Regions from separate parts of the Mus musculus genome. Here region 2 is linked to region 1. The links are chromatin loops, found by intact Hi-C in ENCODE. Cell type or tissue: left cerebral cortex. All regions are shown on one strand. Each heading gives the region's core, and the rest is flanking DNA. Links, peaks and the distances in the headings are about the cores only. Region 1 overlaps Kalrn (kalirin, RhoGEF kinase). Region 2 has its middle 13 kb from the start of Kalrn.

Region 1 (8,823 bases), core at 2,724-5,223:
GAAGTTCCTGAAGCCTTTCTCAGTTCCCAGCATGAACTGGACTGCAGGGTCTGGTGCTGGATGCAAGGAAGACTGCTGGATGACTCTTCAGGGATCTGATGTGTGACTCCTGGCTGTGGGGAGCATGGCGTTCATCTTCCTGCTGGGAGGAGGAAAGATGCTAACCAGAGGAGGCATGGAGTTCTCCTATATTGCCCATGTTTATGTTTGTCATGGAACCTGTCATACGAATGTGAGGGGACAGAGTCTTTTGTAAAGATAATTGGTATGCAGGTTCAGAGGAATGTAAAAAGTCTATAGCACTGGGTCACAACAGAGCCCCTTTGTGGCACAGATGAGCTTTTCTTTCACTAAGGAGCCAGCCCCCAGCCATGGAGCTCAGAATACTCCTTTTCCCTTTGTGAGCCCTGTATCTCCTTGGATGCTGAGGAGCAGAGTAATGAGGGTCAGAGGCACGCCCTGTGAGCTGTTCTCTACAGAGGCATGCCATGTGGGTGCTATGTGTCAGTCAGGGCGGATGTGTTGAGTAAGTGACGCTCCTTCAGAAACAAACCAAGTGTTGCAGCTTGCGGGTCTTCCTGTGGTATGACCATCCAGACTCTCTTCAGGGCTGGCCTTCTGGTGCGTTAGCTTCCTTCATTTCATCTGCAGATCATTATGCACCAGCCTTGCTTCAGGCCCTATAACAACCACTCCTCTCTGCTTGGCCAAGGGCTGCTGGGCAGTGTCCCTCTGCCCTGGGAAGGACAAGGAGGGTGCTGTGGAAGGAGAGACAATGTTTTAGGGCATAAAAATGAGGGATGCAAGAGGGGTTGAGGCATTCAAGGGAAGTAGGGTCCCCTTGTGCAAGAGTTTGCAGGGAACACAGGCATCAGAGCTGAGTGGGGATGGGACCACGTCTTGGATTTGGATATCAAGAGACTGTAATCAATTTTGAAGGGAGTTTCTGGAGAAAGGCAGCACAGGTGATGCATAGACTGTGTGTGTGTGTGTGTGTGTGTGTGTGTGTGTGTGTGTGCGCGCGCGTGCGCGCGACACTTCTGTGGTACTTTGTGTCCCACGTTGTGTCGTGAACTCTCCAGCCAGCAGGGTTACCGCTTCCACAACACCCTCTCATCCGGTGATCAAGGCTGAAACTTGTCTTCTAGCATCCCTTGCCCCTCTGGTTTCGTACTTCAGTAGCCTACCCAAATAGAGCCAGTGACTCCAGTTCTAAAAAGCCCTTCTCCTCCCCCTCCTCCCCCAGGCATTAAAATACTTGCTCCTGCAGACACCTGATCCTCTTTACTCATGATTGCTAACAGCTTAATGGGCGATTCCTCACTGAAGAGTTTGTAATGTATGAGAAGCATGCTGAGATAAGGAAACCAACCTCTCATAGTAAAATTTCAACTGCCACTGCCCGGCAGGAAAAGGTGGCACGTGGAGCCCCAGGCTGTGTTTATAGATGAATTCTTCATTTCCTTCATACTTTGAGGAGGGAACTTAGTTTCAGCTGCCCAGGATTCACCTGCTCATCATTCCATGTGAAATAGCCCTGAATCTCAGGACGAGTGAGCCGAAGCTGCAAGAATAGGATGGTTGGTCGTCACCCAGGGAGATGCAAGCCCACCTTCCCTGCTCATCACGTGAATCATGATCAATATGTAACAGACAGAAGGGGAAATCACTCATTTTTTGTGCTGTCTTGGAATATCACTACACAAGACATGAAGAGCTGTGAAGGCTCTCTCTCAGGGTAACTAAATTTTTCGTGGCACAGCCTGTGTCTGTACTATGCTAGGTGTTTGATGCTGGTCTACTTAATCAGAGAGGTTGAGGGTTTCCCACACTCGGCCAGATGGAACAGCTATGCCTTTCACCCTAGTCTTCTTGACTCCTGAATCTCATCCTTTGCAGTCTGCTAAGATGCTGGACAGACTCCTCATGTTGACCCACACTGTAGCACAGCAGGAATTACTGCTTGAAATAGTAAGTAGAATCTTCCTAGGCTGGACCCATAAACATCACTCAGTGGGAATAATTCGCCTCTGACTATCAGTTTGATCTCTCTCCTTGTGACATCTCTTAAGAGAACATACAGTTCCCAGGCTGCAGAGCAGCTGTCCCACCTTCCCTGGAGGCTTAGAGAGCAGGGAGGGCTTGCATCTCCCTGGATGACAACCAACCATCTCCTGGTCTTGCAGCTTTGGCTCACTTGTCCTGAGAGTCAGGGCTATTTCATGTGGAGTGACTCTCGAGATCTAATTCGTGTCCGGGGAGTCCCCTGTGGCAGTGTGCTAAGGAGCATCACCCACCCATTTAAACTGAATTGTGGCTTGTTTTGCAAGCAGTGTCCTGGAGGGACCTTCAACAGAGTTGTGAAGTGGGGTTAGTCTGCCTCACCACCACCTTCTCCTCTGTTATGATTTTTCCTGGGATTTTCTAGTTCTGAATATGTATCTTATTCTCTTGAGGGCTGGTGAACTTATTCCCAGATAACAGGAGTTGTCTTTTTGTCCTAGATATACCTGAGAACCAGGGTGTCCCCACCAATCTCAGTGCTACCTGCTAGTTCTTCATCCCTTGTCACGTGTCCCTTCCTGGCCTCTTAGAGTCACTCTCTATCTATCTTCCTGGCTCAACAGTCAGTGGGTTTCTGCAGCCTCTGGCAGAAGCCTGGGGTCCCCACCTGCAGCTGAAGCTGTCCATTCTATCAGTGTAGCTTTTCTGAGGTGCTTCACAGCAGCCCACCCCTGAGCCGAGAGGTCCACCAGCCTCTGCTGCCTTTTGTTTTCCAGGTGAAACTCTCCTTTCCCCACATGGTGTGCCTTTATTCCCATCTCCTGGACATCCTCAGCCTAAATCCACTAAGTCCAGGTCCAATCCCTTATGTGTGGAAGCAGCCATTCACCCTTTAAACAGTATTATGATTTTTTTTTACACCTTGCTTGACACTTTTTGTAGTGCCTCGCTAATTATTAATCTTCACATCATTTTATCTTCCTAGTCATAAATTAATTCAAATCAAAGCGTCTTTCATATACCACTGCCTTCTGTACCACCCAGTGCGTGACAGATGTTGGCTGCTGACCACCGGGTCCTATGCTTTCTGTTCACTGCACTCTCGGGATGGTCATAGCTGGTTCTTGCTTCAGCACTCTTCCTTTATGAACCCTGCCTATTTTCAGCTGTTCAGCATCTCTGTACATGTTCTTTTCCGGAGTCTCTGCTCACACCTCCCTTTCTTAGCTCAGTGTCTCAGAGAGGCAGCATGGGCTAGTGGAGGCTCTGCAGGCTCAGGGTTTATACCTCAGTTCTGCGGCACAGCTTTGAGCAAGTTTCCCAGTCTCCCTCATGCTTTGCCAAGTCCCTACCCCACTGTTCTCAGCCCCACCTTTTCCAGGCAGCTCTTCCTAAGTATTCCACAAGGTACTCAGCTCTACCTTCACCTAAACCCTGTATTGTGTGCAGTGTCAAAGACATAGGTGTTGTATGTGAACGACTGTTTGGTGTGAGTCTCTCCATTGAGAGGTCAGGCGCCTGAAGCCCTGAGATGTGAAATTAACCTGCCATGGTCTTCCCAGAACAGGCCCAGTGCTGAGCCAGGTCTTGCACACAGCCCCAGGTCACAAGGATATATCTGTCATCACTGAGCTGGCCCCTGCATTCCACTGGCACATGTCTTGCTTCAGCAAGGGGCCATCACCTCCTACCCCTCCCCATGCTCCTGCAGGTGACGGTGAACCTAGAGGAGCTTAGAAAATACTTACTGGCTAAGCGTCTCTAAGCATGTGAGCTCTATCCCCCGTGGTGGGCTCTTATGTTCAATCTTATATTATGTGTCCCTTTTTGGTATCGGTACGAGTCTACTTATACTGAAGGTTAATTTCAAGCTTCCAAACAAGGGCTTTTCTGTGGTTCCTGGGGCTGTCCTCATAATCTCCTAACTGCCCCCTGAGAGCAAATGCTGTGGTACATGCATTTGTGTGAGCCTCTGGGGGTGAGGCCTGCAGGTGCAGCCTCAGCACTGCTGTGCACCCCACTTTGCCTCCCACTCTGTCCTCCTCCAGCCTCCCCCACACCCGGCTCCACCCCCCACCCACTCCTGCGCCATGCTGCTTTCCCTGCTCCATGCTGCTCTTCCTGCTCTGGCTAAGAATAAATCATCACGGTTGCATAGCAACCAGTTTGGTTTCCTATACTCCTCCTTCTCCTCCCACAAAAGTGCTTCAGCTCTAAATTTAAGGTAGTGTGTCAGGAGGTTCTGTTACCACACAGAGGCCCTGGAACCCCCGTCTTGCTCCTCTATAGCAGCTGGCTCTATGAAGATCGGAACTGTGGCTGCTTTGTTCACTGTGCTGTGTGCGCCCCCCCCCCCCAACCGTGGTACAGGTCGTGGTCCCAGGCACACACTAGGTATTTAATATATACCAATTTGATGGTGAATGGATGAATCATCTTTTTCAGAATCTTACAGTTGAGAGGTGCTCCTGGGAAGGGGATATCTCAGATGGGCCCACAGGGTACCTCTTTGGTCCGGATGCTACCCTTCTCCTTTCCACCATGTGTGCTCTCATGTCTGCCTGCATTTGGACGATGATGTTGCTTTTCTTTTTCCTCCATGCTGATGGTTTAGGCAAGCCACACAGTTGATGGAGCCCCGTAGGAGGAGCTAGTCAGTTGGGGCTTCCTGAGTCCTGCATTGGAATGGAAGTCAGTCAGATTTAACTCTTTGGTGCCTTCAGGAAGATGAGCCTCTGTGAGCAATGGTGTCATAGTTCCCTGGGTTTGAATCTTGACCCTGCTGCTTGCAAGCGGGGATGGTCTGAGTACAGCCCAAAATTTAGCTCATGAATTATAAGAACTGAAGGAGGGAACCTACTAAGAAACAAGGGTCCTTTTCCATTTGGGTGTGGAGGCAAAATTATCCCAGAAAATGCCTGTTAGTGCTGGTGATAGAGCATCATCAATATGCAGGCAGGCAGACCGGAGGGAATAAAACAAGCAACATTTAGCAGTTCTGATGTTTCCAAAGCTTCCAGTGATGACTAAAAAGCTCCAAGTTCAGCAAGGAAGTCTGTGGTTTCCAACTGTTCTTAAAGCAGGGTAGATATCCTGAACAAGTACAGGAGTATTTTCTGATGTAGGGCAAGTCATGTGAACAATGAAACCTATTAGGTGGGTAGGAAGGGGAGACCCGAGGAGTGTCTGGTGAAGGTGCTTTCCCAGCGTCTAAGGCATTTTCTCTCTTCCTTTATTTTCCACCTTAAAAAAAAAATGTGTTGGATTTCACAGCTGATTCCCCAGTTTCCCCGTGTTCATCTCCTTCTAGATACCCCCACACAGCATCCAGATTATCTCAGTATGCGGCTCAAGGAGTGGGAAGGCCAGGATGCAGAGGGAGAATGACAAATTCAGGGGCTCCTCCAGGTCATGAAAGCATTGGGGTGGGGGTCTCTGACAGCCAAAAAATAATAGCATCCCCAAAAGGTATCCAAAGATCAGAAGCTTGGGCAGCCCCAAAATCACACTGCTGGTGTAGCTCATGAGTTCAGCCAACCTTTCCTTGCTCCTTGACACGGGGCGGTCGATACTTCATGAGGCCTTGAGTTTGTTACCTTTGTCTGCCCTCAGTAGGCAGCTGGCATCTCTCATCCCCGTCCCTGGCCTCTCTGCCCTGGAAGTCTGCAGTCTCAGACACGATCTTGGACTTAGAAGCCTCCAGAAAAACAATCGATGAACAACCATTAGATTAATAAGAAATAAATGAGATGAAGTGTTCGCATCCTGTGTGAGCAGAGGCCAGTGAGGCTCAGGGGCCTTCTGGGTGTGCGTTTCAGAAAGCCCCAAAGTTTGTTGCTTGAAAAAGGCAAGGATGAAGCAAATCCATGCTTTCTTAGAGCACAGTATTTCAAAGCAGCCTCCTCTGCTTCAGACCCGAGAGAAGACAAAGAGGGATACATCCTGGCTGGAGCTTGAGGCTAACCCTTGGGAGAAGACCCTCTAGGGTAGGGGTGTGTAGGGACAGAAGTCAGGACCAGCTTCACATCTGCCCCAACTCCTCACCTATTAACCCAGTCATTTGTCTTCTGAGCATACATCTAAGGACCTTCTGAGTTCTTAGACTAGTCGCGTGGAATAATCTCTGCGACTGAGGTACAGGCGTGAGTGTTTAAAATGTTTTTCTGTCTGATTTTACTGTCCGGTCTGAGTAGCCAACCTCTTTAGAATGCCTGGACCTGACTTCCAGTGCAATTCACTGCCCTGTTTTGGTTAAAATTGTGCATACATTCCCAGTGACACAGTGAAGATGTGGCTTGCAGCCCTTGTGACTTGCTGGCACATTGTGACCCTTTGCATAGGTGCTTATTGGACAGCCATCATGTGCCAGTGTTGGAGTGACACTGAGAGATTAGCCTGACGGTATCCCCGGGAAGTAAATTAATAGATGTTCTCCGTTTGCTCGCATGTTTATCTAGAGAGGCAGGAGTTGATGAATGGCACTTTCTGCAATTTATTCTGTCTTTTCCTTCAGTAGAAAAGAAGCAGTGACCATATCTGTGCATTTCAGTTAAGTGGAGATGCATCCAGTAGTGGGGGAAAAAGAGAGACGAGGCTCAGACAAACAAGGAGGGATGCCAAGGGACAGAGTGTCCTCCTGGGGCAGGTCTTTACAAACGCACCCATTAAGTTGTCTAAACTGTGAAAAGGTAAAAGTAAATAATATGTCTGTTTAAATCTTTAGGTTGTCAGCAGGTAATTAAGCTCCCATGAGGTGTCTGGTCATATTCAAGGCCCAGTGGACATGGTCCTAGCACTGAGAGAGTTTGAATCTAAGTGAGGAATTGAAGTCAGGATGCAAAGCACAGAGACTTTAAACCTTGATTGTTAACGTTCCCCTGGCTGTCTTGGAGGAAGGAGGTGCCGAGTGGAGCTCCCTGTCCACTGCAGAGCTCTGCCAAATGCTTGCTGCCAGCTAGCGGTGAGGGGGACAGAAATGGAAAGGCTGTATTTAGAAACTTCACACCAGTTTGCAAAGTAACGTGTCTGTTGAATCTAAAAATTAAGAAATTAGAGCTTAAATGTTGTTTTTAAAATTAACACTCCTCTGGCAGTGTTATTTAATTTTTTCCACTAAAGTATTAGTTGATGACAGATTGTAATAAAAGAAAAACAACATAAAAATTCAAACTGATCATTCATTGAAGTTTCACTTGAGGAGTCCTGGGCTGAGGTAACTGGATAACAGAGATGTCTAGGCAGGTTAGAGAGGTGCCAGAATATAGAGAAAGACAGACAACTTGTCACTGAAAAGCAAGGAAGAATGTGCCTTGAAAACCCAGACCTTTTCCTGCCCAGAGTTCTAGGACCATAAATAGTTTTGGTGGATGCTGGTCTTTCTCATGTGCTTCGTACTAAGTTATTTATTGACACATTGGTAGTAGCACCTGCCACCAGCATCCTTTTGCAGCAGATGGAGGAGGACAAATTATGTGCCCAGGTCCTACAGCTAGGAAGTGGTGGCTTCTATTTGAGAACCAGGTATGTTGGATTCTAAGTCCTGCTGGTTTAACTCCCCACCTGGGCAGACCCTCCAGGTTACAGGGAGCACAGGCAATGTGCACTGAGCCTCCAGATATCCCAGAATTGGAATAAGGAACAGGCACTATACATATTCAGATGTATGGTGCACAGTATGACAAGTTCTCTGTGAGACAGTAGAGTGTGAGCTTTTGCCTGAAGTTTCTGCTTTCAGGTGTTTTTTTTTTTTTCTGTGCATATTTCCAGAAGTATTGGAGTGGGTAGACTCACCCAAGGTTAGGCCTTTTATTAGACTTTGAACTGTCACTGAAATCTCATCTATCTATTTAAAATCTTTTTTTAAAACCTGAAATAATTAGATCCATGGGAAGTTCAAAGAAACAGATGAGGAAGCCTGATGAACCCTCCATCCCGCATCCTTTCCTGTTAACACTTTACTCAATGAAGATACAAACTCGGAGACAGACATGGGTGTGATGTTCAGACTTACCCATCGATTTTGTCTTTTGTATTTTAGGAGAAGAATCAAGGATACCTCTAGGTGCAGAAAAAGTAGGCTTTTCTGGAAGCTGGGCCACATCGTGACGTTCTAGGGGACTAGTGTGACACTCTTATATATGAGTAGCATGTTATTTAGCCTCCTATCTTAGCATCTGAGCACCATGAGGCACGTGGTTTGTTCACAACAAATGCTTTGTCTTGAATGCTTGATTTACTAAAATGTGCATACAAGCATAATGGTTTCCTTCCATATTGCTGGGCATCCATTGTGAAGGGGGAGTGAGATTCTCCCACCTCTTACTGCTCTGCAGGGCATCACTGGAACTAGAGATGTGTGTGTTGGGAAGGGACACACACACACAGGAGAAGACACTGCAGTCTGGTATGGAAGCTACGTGACAAAGAAGTAGTTATCTCCACTGGGCTGGACGTGTTTGGTCAATAGCGAAAGGCCATCAAGAATGGAAGTGACTCATGAACTTGTAAGATGGCTTCAGTGCAAGTCTCTGCCTTGTGATTAAGATTTGCAGAACAGGCCATTACAAGAAGAGCACTGGAAGGCAGGCCAGGTTCTGGTTGTAGGGGGATTCTTGGGATCAGAAGCTTCTGTGGAACCTTGTTATGGAAGAACAGCTGTGGGCTTTGAAAAGACTGTTGGCTTTTTGATAGGAAAGTTTTTGGAAGCCTGATGAAGAGCTCCTAACCAGGCTGGTGAGGTGGCTCAAAGGGTAGAGAGCTGCCAAGCCTGACGACCTGAGCTGGGTCCCAGAACCCACATGGTGGAAGGAGAACCATCTT
Region 2 (8,823 bases), core at 3,855-6,354, 56 kb before region 1:
GTGTCATCAGTGTAGTGACACTCTGGTATTCAGGGTCTGTCCAGACTTCTGGGACACTCTCTGTACCATGAGGTAGCACTTTTGCTAGATTTCCATAGTGCTAAACTTTTGAATAATGGAAAGCCAATGAATTTGTATAATCTCCTATATTTTTAACTTTCCCCCTTTGGATAAAAGCAAGACTTGGAAAAATTGTAATTATACAATTACCAAAATGACTACATTCTGAATTTTAGATATTACTAGCAATGCCATAGTTCTCTCGCAGCGAATGGCCACCGAGGCTCTGTCTGGGAATAGGCTTCCGGTGATGGGGAAACCCTGTGGGCGTCACTGTGTATTTGTATATGGCTTATGCCTACCAGTCTGAGGTTACCATATCATGCTTTATATATCAACTTTTCTTCCTGAAACATGCTCTGAAAATATTCTGTGCGGTTATAGTTTTCTTGGTGTAAATATTCCACAATTGCTTCGGCAAGTCTAACATTGCATCCTCGAAGCCATCCTGCTCCTGAGAATGTTTGTCAGCCAGCGTGCGTGCGTCTTGTGTACAGTGTTTCACTAAGGTAGATGCAGAAGGTGAGAATGGCTTTCAGAGTGATGTGTGCGTCGCTTTAAAGGGTAGATCGCCAGACACAGAGTTTGCCCCTGTTGATTTTGTTCAGGTGTTCAGATTTGCCGAGAGTCTTATATCTTTGCCCGGTCATTTGTTATAGTATTGAGTCCACTATACCAGGTTTGTATTATCTGTCCATATTATAGGCATAATCTTTATCTGAGGAAATAACATTTTTAAAGAAGCTAAAGAAACACTTGAGGGGGCAGTGCTGTGGTATCTGTGGCCACCACCAGAGAGCCCTGTTCCACACAAAGTGTTTCTCGTAATAAAAGCCCTTGGGTCTTTTGCAATCATTTGCAGCGACTCCTCACAACTGTACCCATACTCAATTATCTACAAGAATATTTTGGAGGACATTTGCCATGGGCTTAGCAGAGATCCAGATACATGTTCTGCAGTATTCTCCTGTCCACTGTCGTCATGGAGTGAAGTCAGAACAGCACACATTGCCTTAGGGTGAGTGTCATTCAAAGTAGATCCTGGGTAACTATTCAATGAGCAGTGTGTTTATATACTTCCATGTACTTCCGTATAAGAATACACTCAGTCCCAAAGATACCAGAAGGAAATAGCTGTCTATTTTTGACTATTCTTCTCACCCATGTACTTCTTGTCTACTGTCTCCAAAGGAAGCTGGTGGCTGAGATATGGCTGGCTTCCTGATACACTCAAAGTTCTTGTTTCCAATGTCCAAATGCTGATACTACACCCAGGTATATTAGACTATTCACACAGACACACAGGCTGGCATTCATATGTTTGTGCAATGACATATAGTCATCCTCAAATGCTCCCACCATCTGAAAGAGGAAATAGGGTGTTCACTCAGCCACAGGCCTTGCTGGGTTACTCTGCATTACCTAGCAGAGGAGAGGGGATGATGGGCAGTACCCAGATCACTTTTGTCCATTGTCGGAACTTGTTACAATGTTCCGGACTGTCTTCAAACTCATCTGATGGTAGAACCTGAGTCCAGCAGGGTGATGTGCCCCATAGTTCCCATGCTCCCTAGGTTGTGTACCTCTACCCTTCTGGAAGTTGCCACACCTGGACTTCCACTGAAGAAAAGATAGAGTGTTCCTTTACTTTTAGGACAACTAAGATGGAAAACATAACTTTGAGTATCTATTGAAGGAAAAAGTTACTTCAGTTTTTCTGTTACTGGAAGTTAAGTTGCCTTTTTCCTTAACTGGGCTTAGGAAGTGTTTGGTGGCGTCTTGGCCAGGTATCCAGCTATTTAGGATTCCACAAGTGGTCTTATTTGGAGTGGAGTGGTGTCTGTTCTGTTTCAAAGGAGAAAAACAAAAGAAACAAGATTTAAAAACGGAGCAAAACCCAAACAGACAAAATTTCTTGCTATTTCTTTTTACTTAATTTAAACAAAATAAATAAAAAGAAAGCAAAGCCAAACAACTAGTAAACAAACCTAAACCTAAAAACAGGTAAGGCTTGCAAAATGGAAGAAGTGACACAGATGTGAACTGTTGTCCCTTTGCACTCTGCAGTGTCCTTCCTGAGCAGTGCATTATGGGAAGCCCTTGGTATGATGGCAGGCAATAGTGGGTGGGATGGAAGAGATTCAGTTTCTGCGTTGTTCACAGTCTGACAATCTGCAGAACTAGCCAGAGTTTCTCTTGGATAAGCTGGGCCCGTACTTGATAAATCACCTTATAAGGAAAAGGCCACCCTTTCTAACCCTCTCCTCCTTTCCCCCTCCCCCCTCAAACGTAGGGATGGCGAACAGAGTCAAGGTTTCAACTGCTTAGTTCAAGTTAAACAAACCCACCCTAGACAAACCTGCATTCCTCTCTCTCTGAAAGATTGTATCTGCTTGACCTCTTGCTTTGGTCTGGGCCATTCCACTCCTTCTTTTATTCTTTCCCCCCTAAAATAAACTCTTTAATTGCATATTTATATCTTATGTTTATCTATGGGATGAGTAATTGCCCAGGTCCATTCTCCTCTTAGTCTGGCTGTTGTTAAGGGGTTAGACTAAGTGCGTAGTCACTGCCCAGGACTCAACAAGGCCAGGGCCTTAGACTGTGGCTGTATTTGCACTACTTCAGGGTCTCCCTGAAGTCCCTGCACAGGGGCACTTTGAGTAGTCCAGGAACTGCTTTATGTAATAGGAGTAGGACCCCATCTGTATGGGGGGGTGGGACAGAACAGATGGAGGCCTGGGAAAGAAGATAAGAAGCAACATTGTCAGCTCAAGGTTGATACTGAAAATTAGGTTCCAAAGCTAGATACTTCCTGTCTCTTCCCATATCCCCAGCCTTGGTGCCCCAAGGATGTTCCAAGGCATGCTGAGTAAAGCAGGATTGTCTAGCTGTTCCATCCCGGTCAACCCCCTTTCACCTTGAGTTGCTGCTGCAAGGCAAACTGTTGATGCAGCTGAGAGCTTGTGATTAGCAGCCAGGGTATTCTGTTCCTTCTTGTATTCTCAGTCATGGTTCAGGATGTGATTCAGGGTAAGTGGCTACATAGTAAGTGCTTGCTGAACAAGGGAGAGCTGCTCTTCATTCACTCTCTATTTATCCTTTCAAAGATTTTTCTCAGCCAGAAATTTGACATAGGACAATGAACAGGAGTCGGTTGGACAGAAGGACACAGAGAGAGCTTAAATGTCATAGGGTCCTGTGGACGGCCAGTGTGTGGCCCAACTAAGTTGCCCGGAGAAGGTTTCCTGTGGGTCTAGAGAATTAGATGAAGGCAGAGTGGGAGCAGCCTTCCAAAGCCTGTGAAGAGCATATGTGATGGTCTAAAGGGAAGAGACAGCTTAGTGTGGAAAGTATAGGCTGGCAACACCATGGTGATCATCACTGTCTTATACTCATGTGTAGTACCTGCTGGGTGGGGTGTATTATTATATTTATTAACTTAGTTAGGTGTTACTAACATCCTCATTTTGCACAAAAATTGGAGGCACAGAAACGTGGAGTGATTTGATGGATATCACATGACTATGGGAGGTAGCTTTGACATAGGAGGGTGGTTGCCTCCAGAGTCTAGGTAGTGATAATGCATAAATCAGTCAGTCTCTCTGACTCTGTCTGTATGTCTCTCTGTCTCCTCCTTCTCTCTCTCTCTCTCTCTCTCTCTCTCTCTCTCTCTCTCTCTCTCTCTCTCTCCTCTCGTGTTTCTCTCTGTCTCCCCACCCCTCTCTGTACTCCCCCATAGGATCTTGGCATGCAATTAGATATGCCTAGGTTTTGGTGGTAGCAGTCAGCTTAGAGGATGTCTAGTTGACACTGACAGAGCCTCTGACATGTTCTAATTATTGAGTCTTTCTTTCCTTGCCTCAGTGGATGGCTTGGCTTTGTCTTGTTTCTTGTGAACAGACCTGGAGCTACAAGAATGGCTCCTATCTCTGAGTGGGGAGAAGAAGGGGAAATGTTTTAGGGGCCACAACTCAGGAGAGGGGCAACCTCTCCTAGATGTAGCCACTTGCAATGATTGCTGGGGCTGCACATCTTAAAGACTGGCTGGAGGAGAGTAGATGAGGTGATTGACAACTTTGTCCTAAGCAATTGGCCAGGAATAGAGATGGAAGGAAGGATGGATTCCGCCTTTTCTCTACCTTCCTCAGAACTGATGGTCCAACCCCAAGCTTCAGAGCCAAGGCATGGTGCCAGATCTTGCCCCCATGCCTTATAAATTTCTATCCTGTACCCAGGGCTTACAGTAACCACTTCCTCAGTAGTTGTGTGTCCCAGCAGCAAAACCAGTGTCTTTAGGGTTCTTCTCACTGCCCGTCACTGCCTGCTCTGATGAGGCACGTGAGCCACACATTGGTGTTCGGAAAAATTAATGTTTTCAAGATGCGCTCTGCACAGTCTTAGCACGTCTGTGCCTTTTTCTTTCACCAGCTGAAAGTAAAGAAGCATTCTTAGACAATTACTCCCCAAGGGAGCCCAAGGACTGGCTTTGTTTACTGAGTGTTTTTAGTTACGACACATGAAGGTCTGGGGATTTTTGGCTTTGAGTTTTTTTTTTTTTCTTTCTTTCTGTTTTTGGTTATAAAGATAGGGAAGATGAGTGGCTTCTCAACGGGGTCCTTGGAAATTCCAAGATTGTGAGAGGCATGTTCTTACGTGGGTATAGTTGTTGAGTCTGAGATAAAAAGCAGTAAAATATGACAGATGGAACTCAGGTTCAGGGCTTACCTCAGGCCAGCGTTGTACCCCAATGTTTGTGAGTTATCCATCTGCATCTGTTTGGAGCCACATCTACCCTGAGAGCCCCTTCTCTTCCCCTGGACTCCCTGCCTTCGAGGTGTCTGCTGAGAGATGCATTATGGGAGACGCAGTCATGATCAGTGATCATCTTCCGCTAGTCTGTGCCGCCTGCCACTTCTTGCAGCTTCCCACACTCCGAATATTCCAAGTGAATAGGGATGTGGGTTAGTCAAAGCCTGTAGCACAAGGCAGGGATGCTCCACTAGAGAGCGCACGGTATGACGCTCAGCACCTTATTTCTGACAGATGCCACAAAGGGACCACACTGCTCTGTCCTCATTGCCATCCCTGTGGCCTCAGAATTATTCTAATCCTGTATAGCAGTGGTTTCCAACCTGTGTGTCTTGACCCCTTATCCTTTCACAGGGGTCACATATCAGATATCCTACATATCAGATATTTACATTACAGTTTGTAACAGTAGCAAAATTACAGTTATAAAGTAGCAATGAAATAATTTGGTTGGGGCAGTCACCACAACACGAGGAATTGTATTAAAGGATTGCAGCATTAAGGAGGTTAAGAAACTTTGCTCTAGTCACTTCTTGGGTAGGACTGGGACCTGAGAAGAAACATTGCTCTCACTGACCAAACTCTCCTAAGATTTGTAAGCGGCAGATAAATGAATAGCCTGAGAGGAGCTGTGGCTCCTGCTGAAACTCTTTAAGTTCACAGAGTGCTCATCTGGATTCTTGTGGCAAGCCAAGGCTGTGGAGCAGAGCAGAGGGTGAAAGGCAAATGTCTGACATACCAGTGCGACTTCATCTAACAGCCACTGAGGTGGATAAGCCTGGTGGTGATTCCAAGTTGGGAGCTGTCTGAAACCATCTCACATTCTGTATCCTGTGAGTGGGAAGTGGAGAAGGAAACGGTTGCCTGGCCCCGAGGGAAAAAAGATCTGGATTTCTATTTTTGTCAGCCTGAAATGCTGTGAAAATTACCAGAGGAACAAATGGCTATGCTACAAAGTTACACCATGAAAGCATAGAAAGATCTCTGAGTGAATCCCCTACTCCTTAGGGATAGCTTCTCCTACCAGTTTGGTGAATTTTCTATCAGAGCTCTCTTGACACACACTGAAATATATACTCGTGTGTGTGTGTGTGTGTGTGTGTGTGTGTGTGTGTGTTCACAAAGTAGAATAATACAGATATCGCCATTTATTTTGCAAACCACATTTTTCCACACAGAATGGAGCATAGACATCCTTTCATGTTGCAACATATCAAACTGCTTGTCCTTGTTAAACATTTCTAAATATAATTATCATAGTTTATCTTAACTAATAATTTATTGTTAGTCATTTGGATTACTCTTCCTCTTTTTGCCTTTTTTTGGTTTACTGATTGAATATATTGCGGTGTGTATGGGTACTGATCTTGTAGTAGGTGAGGGTCTTAGAGGTAGAATTACTGGGCTGAGAGCTATGCATGCTAGAAATGTTAATAAGTTCTGCCAAGGTGATGTCTAAAAATCTTATATCAATTTACTCTCCAGCATGACTGTGGCTTTTTGCTTGTTTTGCCAAGCTGATGGGTAAAATGTGGCCTGGTTATTATTTTTATGTTGTGTTTTCCTAGTTACAGTTTTCCTCAGACATTTCCATTTCCATGTTTGTGAATTATCTGTTTATATATTTACTTATTTTTATACTTTATATTTTATACTTACTATTTTTTTCTAATGTTTTTAGCAGTTTCTTATAAGTTAAGAATATTTGTCCTTTGAATTATGTATTGATGCAAATGTGGCAAACATTTGTCTCTTGGATGCTATTTTGGCATTGCTCATGGTTTTAAAAGTTTACCTTCACTTTTGTCTTTGAGAACTTAAAATGTATGCAAATACAACACATTTACATTGTTAAAAATTCAATATATTTTAAGTATTTTTATATAACCCTCTTTCTATCTGCCAAGGCACTTTTCCAAGGTAACCATTAGCAGTAGGTCCTTGTGAATACTCCCAGTGTTTTGTTTTGTGAATATAAACAATCTAAATCTAGAGATCACTAATTTCTTTTTTTATTAGATATTTTCTTCATTTACATTTCAAATGCTATCCCCCAAAGCCCCCTATACCCTCCCTCTGCCCTGCTCCCCAATCCACCCACTCCTGCTTCCTGGCCCTGGCATTCCTCTGTACTGGGGCATATGATCTTTGCAAGACCAAGGGCCTCTCCTCCCATTGATGTCCGACTAGGCCACCCTCTGCCACATATGCAACTAGAGACACAACTCTGGGGGTTACTGGTTAGTTCATATTGTTGTTCTACCTATAGGGTTGCAGACCCCTTTAGCTCCTTGGGTACTTTCTCTTGCTCCTTCAATAGGGGCCCTGTGTTCCATCCAATAGATGACTATGAGCATCCATTTCTGTATTTGCCAGGCACTGGCATAGCCTCACAAGAGATAGCTATATCAGGGTCCTGTAAGCAAAATCTTTCTAGCATATGCAATAGTGTCTGGGTTTGGTGGTTGTATATGGGATGGATCCCCGGGTAAGGCAGTCTCTGGATGGTCCTTCCTTCCATCTCAGCTCTGAACTTTGTCTCTGTAACTCCTTCCATGAGTATTTTGTTCCCCATTCTAAGAAGGAACAAAGTATCCACACTTTGGTCTTCCTTCTTCTCGAGTTTCATGTGTTTTGCAAATTGTATCTTGGGTATTCTAAATTTCTGAGCTAATATCCACTTAACAGTGAGTGCATATAATGTGTTTTCTTTTGTGATTGGGTTACTTCACTCAGGATGATAACCTCCAGGTCCATCCATTTGCCTAAGAATTTCATAAATTCATTGTTTTTAATAGCTGAGTAGTACTCCATTGTGTAAATGTACCACATTTTCTGTATCCATTCTTCTGTTGAGGGACATCTGGGTTCTTTCCAGCTTCTGGCTATTATAAATAAGGCTGCTATGAACATAGTGGAGCATGTGTCCTTATTACCAGTTGGAACATCTTCTGGGTATATGCCCAGGAGAGGTATTGCTGGATCTTCCGGTAGTATTATGTCCAATTTTCTGAGGAACCAACAGACTGATTTCCAGAACGGTTGTACCAGCTTGCAATTCCACCAGCAATGGAGGAGTGTTCCTCTTTCTCCACATCCTCGCCAGCATCTGCTGTCACCTGAATTTTTGATCTTAGCCATTTTGACTGGTGTGAGGTGGAATCTCAGGGTTGTTTTGATTTGCATTTCCCTGATGATTAAGGATGTTGAACATTTTTTTCAGGTGCTTCTCAGCCATTCGGTATTCCTCAGGTAAGAATTTTTGGTTTAGCTCTATACCCCATTTTTTAATAGGGTTATTTGATTTTCTGGAGTCCAGCTTCTTGAGTTCTTTATATATATATATTGGATATTAGTCCCCTATCTGATTTAGGATTGGTAAAGATCCTTTCCCAATCTATTGGTGGCCTTTTGGTCTTATTGATAGTGTCTTTTGCCTTACAGAAGCTTTGCAATTTTATGAGGTCCCATTTGTAGACTCTCGATCTTACAGCACAAGCCATTGCTGTTCTGTTAGGAATTTTCCCCCTGTGCCCATATCTTCGAGGCTTTTCCCCACTTTCTCCTCTATAAGTTTCAGTGTCTCTGGTTTTATGTGGAGTTCCTTGATCCACTTAGACTTGAGCTTAGTACAAGGATAAGAATGGATCAATTCGAATTCTTCTACATGATAACCACCAGTTGTGCCAGCACCATTTGTTGAAAATGCTGTCTTTTTTCCACTGGATGGTTTTAGCTCCCTTGTCAAAGATCAAAAGACCATAGGTGTGTGGGTTCATCTCTGGGTCTTCAATTCTATTCCATTGGTCTAGTTGTCTGTCGCTGTACCAGTACCATGCAGTTTTTACCACAATTGCCCTATAGTACAGCTTTAGGTCAGGCATGGTGATTCCACCAGAGCTGCTTTTATCCTTGAGAAGAGTTTTTGCTACCCTAGGTTTTTTGTTATTC

What was found. Peaks named below come from ENCODE experiments on the same cell type or tissue, not always from the same donor. Only the 100,000 strongest peaks of a DNase experiment are listed, where the experiment ranks them.
Region 2: it touches region 1 in a loop (4-fold over the local background); 4 of 42 quality-filtered maps call a loop at or near these places.

The regions. Positions count from the first base shown.
Region 1 is chr16:34,464,968-34,473,790 of GRCm38, reverse strand. The region is part of intron 1 of Kalrn (kalirin, RhoGEF kinase); the gene reads left to right. Among named protein-coding and RNA genes, the nearest start is that of Kalrn, 45 kb to the left of the region's middle. In left cerebral cortex, for the core only: a CTCF peak has its summit at 3,987; DNase peaks (open chromatin) are centred at 3,261, 4,171, 4,626 and 5,124; H3K4me3 peaks cover 1,046 bases; H3K27ac peaks cover 2,348 bases.
Region 2 is chr16:34,522,255-34,531,077 of GRCm38, reverse strand. It overlaps a transcript of Kalrn not described here. Among named protein-coding and RNA genes, the nearest start is that of Kalrn, 13 kb to the right of the region's middle. In left cerebral cortex, for the core only: a CTCF peak has its summit at 5,061; DNase peaks (open chromatin) are centred at 4,997 and 5,725; H3K27ac peaks cover 1,868 bases.